Regions from separate parts of the Homo sapiens genome. Here region 1 is linked to region 2. Evidence: read pairs that join two places in POLR2A ChIA-PET (ENCODE). Cell type or tissue: endothelial cell of umbilical vein. All regions are shown on one strand. Each heading gives the region's core, and the rest is flanking DNA. Links, peaks and the distances in the headings are about the cores only.

Region 1 (4,403 bases), core at 137-4,136, 800 kb after region 2:
ATAATAAAATCATTAAGAAAATATATTTGAGGCCCCAACTGTGGGTCTCAATGCAATTTTTATTTTTTAGCAATTATTGTGTGTCTGCTATGAACCCAGCCTCATAGTTTATAAGAGGATGCAAGAATACTTACAAGCACGTGTGTGTGTGTCTGTGTGTGTGTGTATGAGAGAGAGAGAATAGTGATACAGCACCAGCCATGTACCACACACTATTCCAACTGCTTCCATATACTAACTAACTCAATCCCACTATACCCATTTTATAAATGAGGACATCGGGGCTTAGATTAAGAAGCTTGCTTAAGTTGCACTGGTAGTAATTAGTGGTACTGGGATTCAGAACTGGGCAGTCTGGCTCAGGTTAGCCTCAGTTGCTTGTCCTTCCACAGACATTTATTGAGTACTTTTGATAGGCAAGGGATTGAATTTGGTCGTTTCTAAGATTCATTCATTCATGAAATACTGAGTACCTACCATGGGCCAGGGTAGCATAGGAGGGAAGAATCTGGAGTATGTGGCAAGGTCTGATTGACTGACTCTCCCCTCCCTCACTCCCAACAACTGATTCGAGAACTAACTTCATACTGTCTGGCCAAGACATTTCAGATCTTTATGTGGGCTGTTCCTGGAAGGTTATTGGCTGAGGTTCCCAGGGCAAATGTTAGGGGAGTTGGCTTGAAGTCACTACCCGACCTGGGGAGACAGAAAGATAATCACACACACACACTCACAGTACAGTCACACACACACACACACACACACACACACACGCACACATGATGAGCAAGGCACAGTTGCAGTCACTGGGGACTTACAGTGTTTGTGGATAAGTTTGATATATAAATAAATGATTAAAACTACAAAATGCTTCAGTGGAGGTGTCTTCAAAGTATTGAGAAGGGTGTGAGTAATTCTACCAGGGAGTGGGTCAAGGAAAGCGTTAAAGGAGAGGGGATTCAAGCAGATTCCTGGAAGATATTTGGAGATTATTATGTACAGCAGGGGAGCTTTTCCAGCAAAGATAAGGGGCATGAAACTGCTGGGTGGTTCCTGAGAACTGGTCCCTCGGATGTGGAAGGAGGTGGTAAGAAAGGAGGCTGCTGAGATCAAACCAGGCCAGATTGTGGGAAACCACTGTCTGAGCTGATTTTGGCATCTCTGCCTTAAGATTGTGAATTCTTTTTCTTTTGTGCAGTGTCTGTCCACTGACAGAGCTGTTCGGAGGCCCGGTGTGCTAGTGTTGATAAAATGTTAAGGGAGGGCCCCTGTGATGCCTAGCATGGCATCCTGCCTGAGGTCAGTGTTTAAATGTTTACTGAAATAACCAAGACATGATGTTTATCCTGGAGTTCCAGAGAAGATGTTGTCCCCCTACAAATCCCCAGACACTGGGGTGTGGACGCCGTGTGTCCCGTGGTACCAGTACATTGAAAAGGCAGTCCCATCAGTGGCTGCTGCTGTAGTTGGACTCTGCAGTCACGTCCACACTGAGAGGGGCTGTTGAAGGTATGACGTCCCAGCTGATGAGCTTGTCCATCTGCCCTGTAGTCAGAAGCATAACGGAAGAGAAGCGGAGGGGGGAGGTCTATTGCCATGAGTACCTTCTGTGAAAAATGGTACCCTTTTAGTAATTACAGTTTTTTTGATATTGCGTAGGTATGTGATTAAATGATCTGTGGTCAGCAGAAATGGGAGTTGAAGGTGCTTTTTCTGTGTACTTTCCATTACCCCCCAAGTTGGGTGACATTGCCCTTGACCCCAGGCCACACTTCTTCACTCCGCCGTGTCCCATTGCCCTTCCCAGATGTCCCGTCATCAGCTAGAGCTCATGGATGTGACTGCTAGGTTAACCTCTAATTTCCTGTACGTTCTCTTGCATGGGGGCTAGGTCATAACTCACCTGCAAAACTCCAAGAGGAGAGAATATAGGGAAAGCACCCCCTCCTCCCCAGCCTGTGATCTGATGGCCCACAGGTCACCCAGGCTCTTCCCATGGTGTCATGTCACTTTCTTGCCATATTCTTTAGTCTCTGTTTCCCAGTTATTCCAAAGCGATATTCAGAGGCCTTCACATCTGCTGCTAGGCAGGGCTCTGTTCTGTTACCAAACCTCCAAACCAAACAAGATAACTAACTAGGCCTTCTTAGTTTCACAGCCATTTTTTGAATACTGTAGGGACATAATTTATTCATTGGCTTCTTACCAAGACCAAAGAGCGAGGTCTGCAATTTAAAAAATCTATCTTTCCCTTCCTTTCCTGGCATTTGTCCCACTGACTACCCTCCTACCCACTACTCTCTTTTAAAAACGTCATAGAAAATTTTAAGCATATAGAAAAGGGAAGAGAATTGTATAATGAACCTGCAGGTACCAGCTTCAATGGTGATCAGCTTGGGCATCTTGTATCATTTATATCCCCACCTACTCATCCTTAATTATTTTGAAGCAAATGCCATTTTATTTTATTCATAAATATTTTAGTATATAATTTTAAAAGATGAAGATTTTGTAAAATCATACTTCCATTATCATACCCAGTGATTCCTTAATATCAATATTCAAATTTCCCTAAATATCTCAAAATCTTTATCTTTTTGTATCTTGTTTTAATGGAATTGGTTGATCTCTTAAGTTTCTTTACATTTATAGGTGCTTGCGCTCTCTCTTCTTTTCTTTTTCTTTTTCTTTTTTTTTTTTTTTTGAGATGGAGTCTTGCTCTGTCGCCCAGACTGGAGTGCAGTGGCATGATCCCGGCTCACTGCAACCTCTGCCTGCCGGGGTTCAAGCAATTCTCCTGCCTCAGCCCCCCGAGTAGGCGCACGCCACCGTGCCCAGCTAATATTGGTATTTTTTTTTTTTTTTTTTTTAGTAGAGACGATTTCACCATGTTGGCCAGGCTGGTCTTGAACTCCTGACCTCAAGTGATCTGCCTGCCTTCGCCTCCCAAAGTGCTGTAATTACAGGCGTGAGGCACTGCGCGCCCAGCCAGGTTTCTTAATGTTTACCTGGGCCCACGTGGTGGTCTTGACAAAGTGGGAAAAACGGAGTATGCTCACAGGGAGCTTTCCTTGTTGAGGTTTGTTTTTTTTTTTTTCTTTTTTTTTTTTTTTTTTTATTATACTCTAAGTTTTAGGGTACATGTGCACATTGTGCAGGTTAGTTACATATGTATACATGTGCCATGCTGGTGCACTGCACCCACTAATGTGTCATCTAGCATTAGGTATATCTCCCAATGCTATCCCTCCCCCCTCCCCCGACCCCACCACAGTCCCCAGAGTGTGATATTCCCCTTCCTGTGTCCATGTGATCTCATTGTTCAATTCCCACCTATGAGTGAGAATATGCGGTGTTTGGTTTTTTGTTCTTGCGATAGTTTACTGAGAATGATGGTTTCCAATTTCATCCATGTCCCTACAAAGGATATGAACTCATCATTTTTTATGGCTGCATAGTATTCCATGGTGTATATGTGCCACATTTTCTTAATCCAGTCTATCATTGTTGGACATTTGGGTTGGTTCCAAGTCTTTGCTATTGTGAATAGTGCCGCAATAAACATACGTGTGCATGTGTCTTTATAGCAGCATGATTTATACTCATTTGGGTATATACCCAGTAATGGGATGGCTGGGTCAAATGGTATTTCTAGTTCTAGATCCCTGAGGAATCGCCACACTGACTTCCACAATGGTTGAACTAGTTTACAGTCCCACCAACAGTGTAAAAGTGTTCCTATTTCTCCGCATCCTCTCCAGCACCTGTTGTTTCCTGACTTTTTAATGATTGCCATTCTAACTGGTGTGAGATGATATCTCATAGTGGTTTTGATTTGCATTTCTCTGATGGCCAGTGATGATGAGCATTTCTTCATGTGTTTTTTGACTGCATAAATGTCTTCTTTTGAGAAGTGTCTGTTCATGTCCTTCGCCCACTTTTTGATGGGGTTGTTTGTTTTTTTCTTGTAAATTTGTTTGAGTTCATTGTAGATTCTGGATATTAGCCCTTTGTCAGATGAGTAGGTTGCAAAAATTTTCTCCCATTCTGTAGGTTGCCTGTTCACTCTGATGGTAGTTTCTTTTGCTGTGCAGAAGCTCTTTAGTTTAATTAGATCCCATTTGTCAATTTTGTCTTTTGTTGCCATTGCTTTTGGTGTTTTGGACATGAAGTCCTTGCCCACGCCTATGTCCTGAATGGTAATGCCTAGGTTTTCTTCTAGGGTTTTTATGGTTTTAGGTTTAACGTTTAAATCTTTAATCCATCTTGAATTGATTTTTGTATAAGGTGTAAGGAAGGGATCCAGTTTCAGCTTTCTACATATGGCTAGCCAGTTTTCCCAGCACCATTTATTAAATAGGGAATCCTTTCCCCATTGCTTGTTTTTCTCAGGTTTGTCAAAG
Region 2 (4,403 bases), core at 215-4,214:
AGGTGTTACAAAAATTCCATCTTGATTTCTAATATCAACCAACTGGAAACTAGAAAAGACTTCACACCTCCCCCCACCAAATTAAAATACTATTGCAAATTATTTATAAAATACAACTTATAAATATTAATGGAATACTGTCATTTAATAATGCTTTTATTACAAAACAGAATAACAAAAATGTTTAACATTTAATGACAAGGATTTAAACAAAATTCATCCTAAGAAAACCAAGAAGATTAAAATGATAAAGATGAAAGTGAAAGCTTACTAATTAGGAAACAAAAATGGATAGAACAGATAAATCAACTCGAGCTGTTTCTTTGGGAAAACAAAAACCAATTAAAGAGATAAATCTCTGGCAAACCTAATTATTAAATAAATAAAGCAACGGAAATAACTATATTTATCCTGAGTTTCAAAAGAATGTAATTACTGACATAAAGATTTAGAAAATGTTAACAAATACCATAAACTGCTTGATATGAAAATCTCTAATACACAGTTCTCCATTTCTACCAAGATCTCTACTAACCCAATACACTTCAAAGCTTTACTCCTCACTGTAGCAGCCCTAAAGCAAAAAAATTACCTTACAACAAGGCCATAGGTCAACTCTTCAGATGTGGCAAGGCTGTTTGACCCCTTTCTCCACCTAAAAATGCAAAAAGTTCAGGTTATACTGCAAACCTCATAATACATGCCCTTTCCTTTCAAGTAATATAAGCTTGTCTCTTTTCAAGCTAAACTGCAGTCCCATACTCAGTCCTATAAGAAACCTAAATGAAAAATAAGCTTAGAGAATGTGGAGACTAGAGGGCAGAGAACCCAGAGTTTGACCTTGGAAAATACTAAACTAAGGACTTTGTTATAAGAGAAAGCAAATGGCGGAGTGGGTTGGGTGGGGAGGGGATGACAAATATTTCATGTAAAAAGTTAAACAACTTTGTACCAGGCGAATCAGTGGGCTTAAAATATTCAGTAAACCATGCTATAAGTAGATGTGCTGTCATTCAGGCTTTGCTGTTCCATTTATAGAGCACAAGCAGAGTAGATTTAGTGTAATTTTTTTTTTTTTTTTTTTAGACAGAGTCTCGCTCTGTTGCCCAGGCTGGAGTGCAGTGGTGTGGTCTCGGGTCACTGCAACCTCCACCTCCCGGGTTCAAGCGATTCTCCTGCCTCAGCCTCCCGAGTAGCTGGGACTACAGGCACACACCGCCACGCCTGGCTAATTTTTTTGTATTTTAGTAGAGATGTGGTTTCACTGTGTTGCCCAGGCTGGTCTCAAACTCCTGAGCTCAGGCAATCATCCCACCTTGGCCTCCCAAAGCGCTGGGATTACAGGCATGAGATTTAGTGTAATTCTTAAGGGCCCTAGGATTTTGGGAATGGTAAATGAGCATTGGCTTCAACTTAAAGTTACCAGCTGCATTTGCCCCTAAAAAGACAGTCGACCTGTCCTTTGAAGCTTTGAAGGAAGACATTGACTTCTAACTATGAAAGTCCTAGATGGCATCTTCTTCTACTAGAAGGCTATTTCATCTACATTGGAAATCTGTTGTTTAGTGTAGCCACCTTCATCAATTATCTTAACTAAATCCTCTGGATAACTTGTAGCTTCTACATCAGAACTTGCTACTTCATTGTGTACTTTTATGTTATAGAGATGGCTTCTTTCCTTAAACCTCATGAACCAGCCTTTCCTGGCTTCAAACTTTCCTTCTGCAGCTTCCTCACTTCTCTCTTCCTTCATAGAAGTGAAAAGAGTTAGGGCCTTGCTCTGGATTAAGCTTTGGCTTCAGAGAATGTTGTGGCTGTTTTGATCTTGTATCTAGACCATTAAAACTTTTCCCATATCAGCAATAAGGCTGTTTTGCTTTCTGATCATTTGTATGTTCACTGGAGTAGCTCTTTTAATTTCTTTCAAGAACTCTTCCTTTGCATTCATAACTTGGCTGTTTGGCATGAGAAGCCTAGCTTTGAAAGCTTATCTTGGCTTTCATCTGGCTTCCTCACTAAGCTTAATCATTTCTAGTTTTTGAGTGAAAGTGAGAAACATGTGACTCTTCCTTTCACTGGAACACTTAGAGGCCATTGTAGGGTTATTCATTGACATGATTTCAATATTATTGTGTCTCAGGGAATAGAGAGGCTCAAGGAGACGAAGCCAGATAAGGAACAGCCAGTGAGTGGAGCAGTCAGAACACACGCAGCATTTATCAATTAAGTTTGTTGTCTTTGTGGGTGCAGTGGCTCATGCCTGTAATCCCAGAGTTTTGGGAGGCCGAGGCAGGTGGATCGTTTGAAGTCAGAAGTTTGAGACCAGCCTGGCCAACATGGCGAAACCCCGTCTCTACTAAAAACACAAAAATTAGCCGTGTGTGGTGGCATACACCTGTAGTCCTGGCTACTCGGGAGGCTGAGGCAGGAAAATCACCTGAACCCGGGAAGCAAGATTACAGTGAGCCGATATTGTGCCACTGCACTCCAGCCTGGGTGACAGAGTGAAACCCTTCTCAAAAAAAAAAAAAAAAAAAAAGTTTGCTGTCTTATATTGGCGTGATCCATAGCACCCCAAAACAATGACAATAGTAACATCAAAGATCACCGATCACAGATCACCATAATGATGGAAAAGTTTAAAATATCACATGAGTTATCAAAATATGACACAGAGACACAAAGTGAGCACATACTGTTAAGAAAAAGGCACCAAGAGATTTGCTTCATGCAGGGTTGCCACAAACCTCCAATTTGGAAAAAATGCAGTATCTGTGAAGCGCAATAAAGTGAAGTGTAACAAAACAAGGTGTGCCTATATGTAGGTGAATATTCATATAATATTGGCATGCGAAAAACCTTTAGAGGCCAGGCATGGTGGCTCATGCCTATAATCCCAGCACTTCGGGAGGCCGAGGGGGGCGTATCACCTGAGGTTAGGAGTCCGAGACCAGCCTGGCCAACATGGTGAAACTCCGTCTCTACTAAAAATGCAAAAATCAGCCTGGCGTGATGGCAGGCACCTGTAAACTCAGCTACTCAGGAGGCTAAAGCAGGAAAATTGCTTGAACCTGGGAGACGGAGGTTGCAGTGAGCCAAGATCCTGCCACGGCACTCCAGCCTGGGCAACAGGGCGAGACTCCCAACTCAAAAAAAAAAAAAAAAAAAAGAAAGAAAGAAAAGCCCTTAGAAGCATAGCATAAAAATCAGAAACTACAAAGGAAAATATTAATAAGACTAAAGGTCATATAAAAGTAAATACTCCTGTAAAGCAGCGACAATAAAAACAATAACAAAGAATAAATAAAAGACAAATATCAAACTGGAAAAATAGTGACAGCACAAATATTTTTCAAATATCAAATGCATTTTGAATATATATATATATTTTTATGTTTCTTACAAATTAAAAATGAAAAAATTAAAATTCCAACAGAAAAGTGGACAAAGGACCAAAACAGATATTTTTTAAAAATATTTTTTAATTTAAATTTTTATTTCAATAGTTTTTGGGGTACAGGTAGTTTTGGGTAACATGGATAAGTTCTTTAGTGGTGAGTTTTGAGATTGTAGCATACCCATCACCCAAGCATTGCACACTGTACCCAATATGTAGTCTTTTATCCTCCACTCCCCATTCAACCTTCACCCCCAGTCCCGAAAGTTCATTGTATCATTCTTATGAAAATATGGAACTCTTCAAAATTTGCATGTCATCTTATACAGGAGTCACGGTAATTTTCTCTGTATTATTCCAATTTTTGTATATGTGCCGCCAAAGCAAGCACCAAAACACACAATTTACAAATGAAATTATACAAATAGCCACGAATTTGGGTTGAAAAAATATTCATTTCACAATGATCAAACAAATGCAAATTAAAACAAAGCAGTGTCATTTTGTTTACTAGATTGACAAAGATACAAAATAATTACAATTTCTAATGTTGTTGACCGTATAAGGAAATTACTATTATTCTCCAAGAATGACAATGTAAATTGGCACACATTTTCTAAAATAATTTGGTTATACAAATTAAAAGTCTTCCAAATTGCATTTACTTGGCCCAGCAATGTGACTTTCAGGAATTTATCTACCCTAAAAAAGAAGTAGAAGTTTTTAATAATAGAGAAAAATATTAAACCCCCTAAATGGCCAAAAATAAGAAGTAGGTTAAATAAACAATAGTACATATATACATTATTATATTGTTAATAATAAATAATATTTATTGTCTTTGAAAAATGTTCATAGTTTCTTACAAAATGGTTTATAGAGTATGGTCCAATTTTCATTACATGTTATATATTCACACATATCCACAGATAGAGAAAATCTGAAAGAATTTAAGAGTTAAACTTTTTGTTTGTGATAAACCAAGGCTGATATAGCCAACTTAAAG

What was found. ChIA-PET counts read pairs that join two places held together with the same protein. Peaks named below come from ENCODE experiments on the same cell type or tissue, not always from the same donor. Only the 100,000 strongest peaks of a DNase experiment are listed, where the experiment ranks them.
Region 1: POLR2A ChIA-PET joins it to region 2 with 5 read pairs; 2 of 35 experiments call an interaction of 5 or more read pairs at or near these places.

Annotation. Positions count from the first base shown.
Region 1 is chr9:112,795,024-112,799,426 of GRCh38, forward strand. The region is part of intron 1 of SNX30 (sorting nexin family member 30); the gene reads left to right. Among named protein-coding and RNA genes, the nearest start is that of SNX30, 46 kb to the left of the region's middle. RefSeq lists an enhancer at 486-780. In endothelial cell of umbilical vein, for the core only: no CTCF peak of the experiment used is centred there; no DNase peak of the experiment used is centred there.
Region 2 is chr9:111,992,952-111,997,354 of GRCh38, forward strand. It overlaps the pseudogene RNU6-710P. Among named protein-coding and RNA genes, the nearest start is that of LINC02977, 45 kb to the right of the region's middle. In endothelial cell of umbilical vein, for the core only: no CTCF peak of the experiment used is centred there; a DNase peak (open chromatin) is centred at 1,970.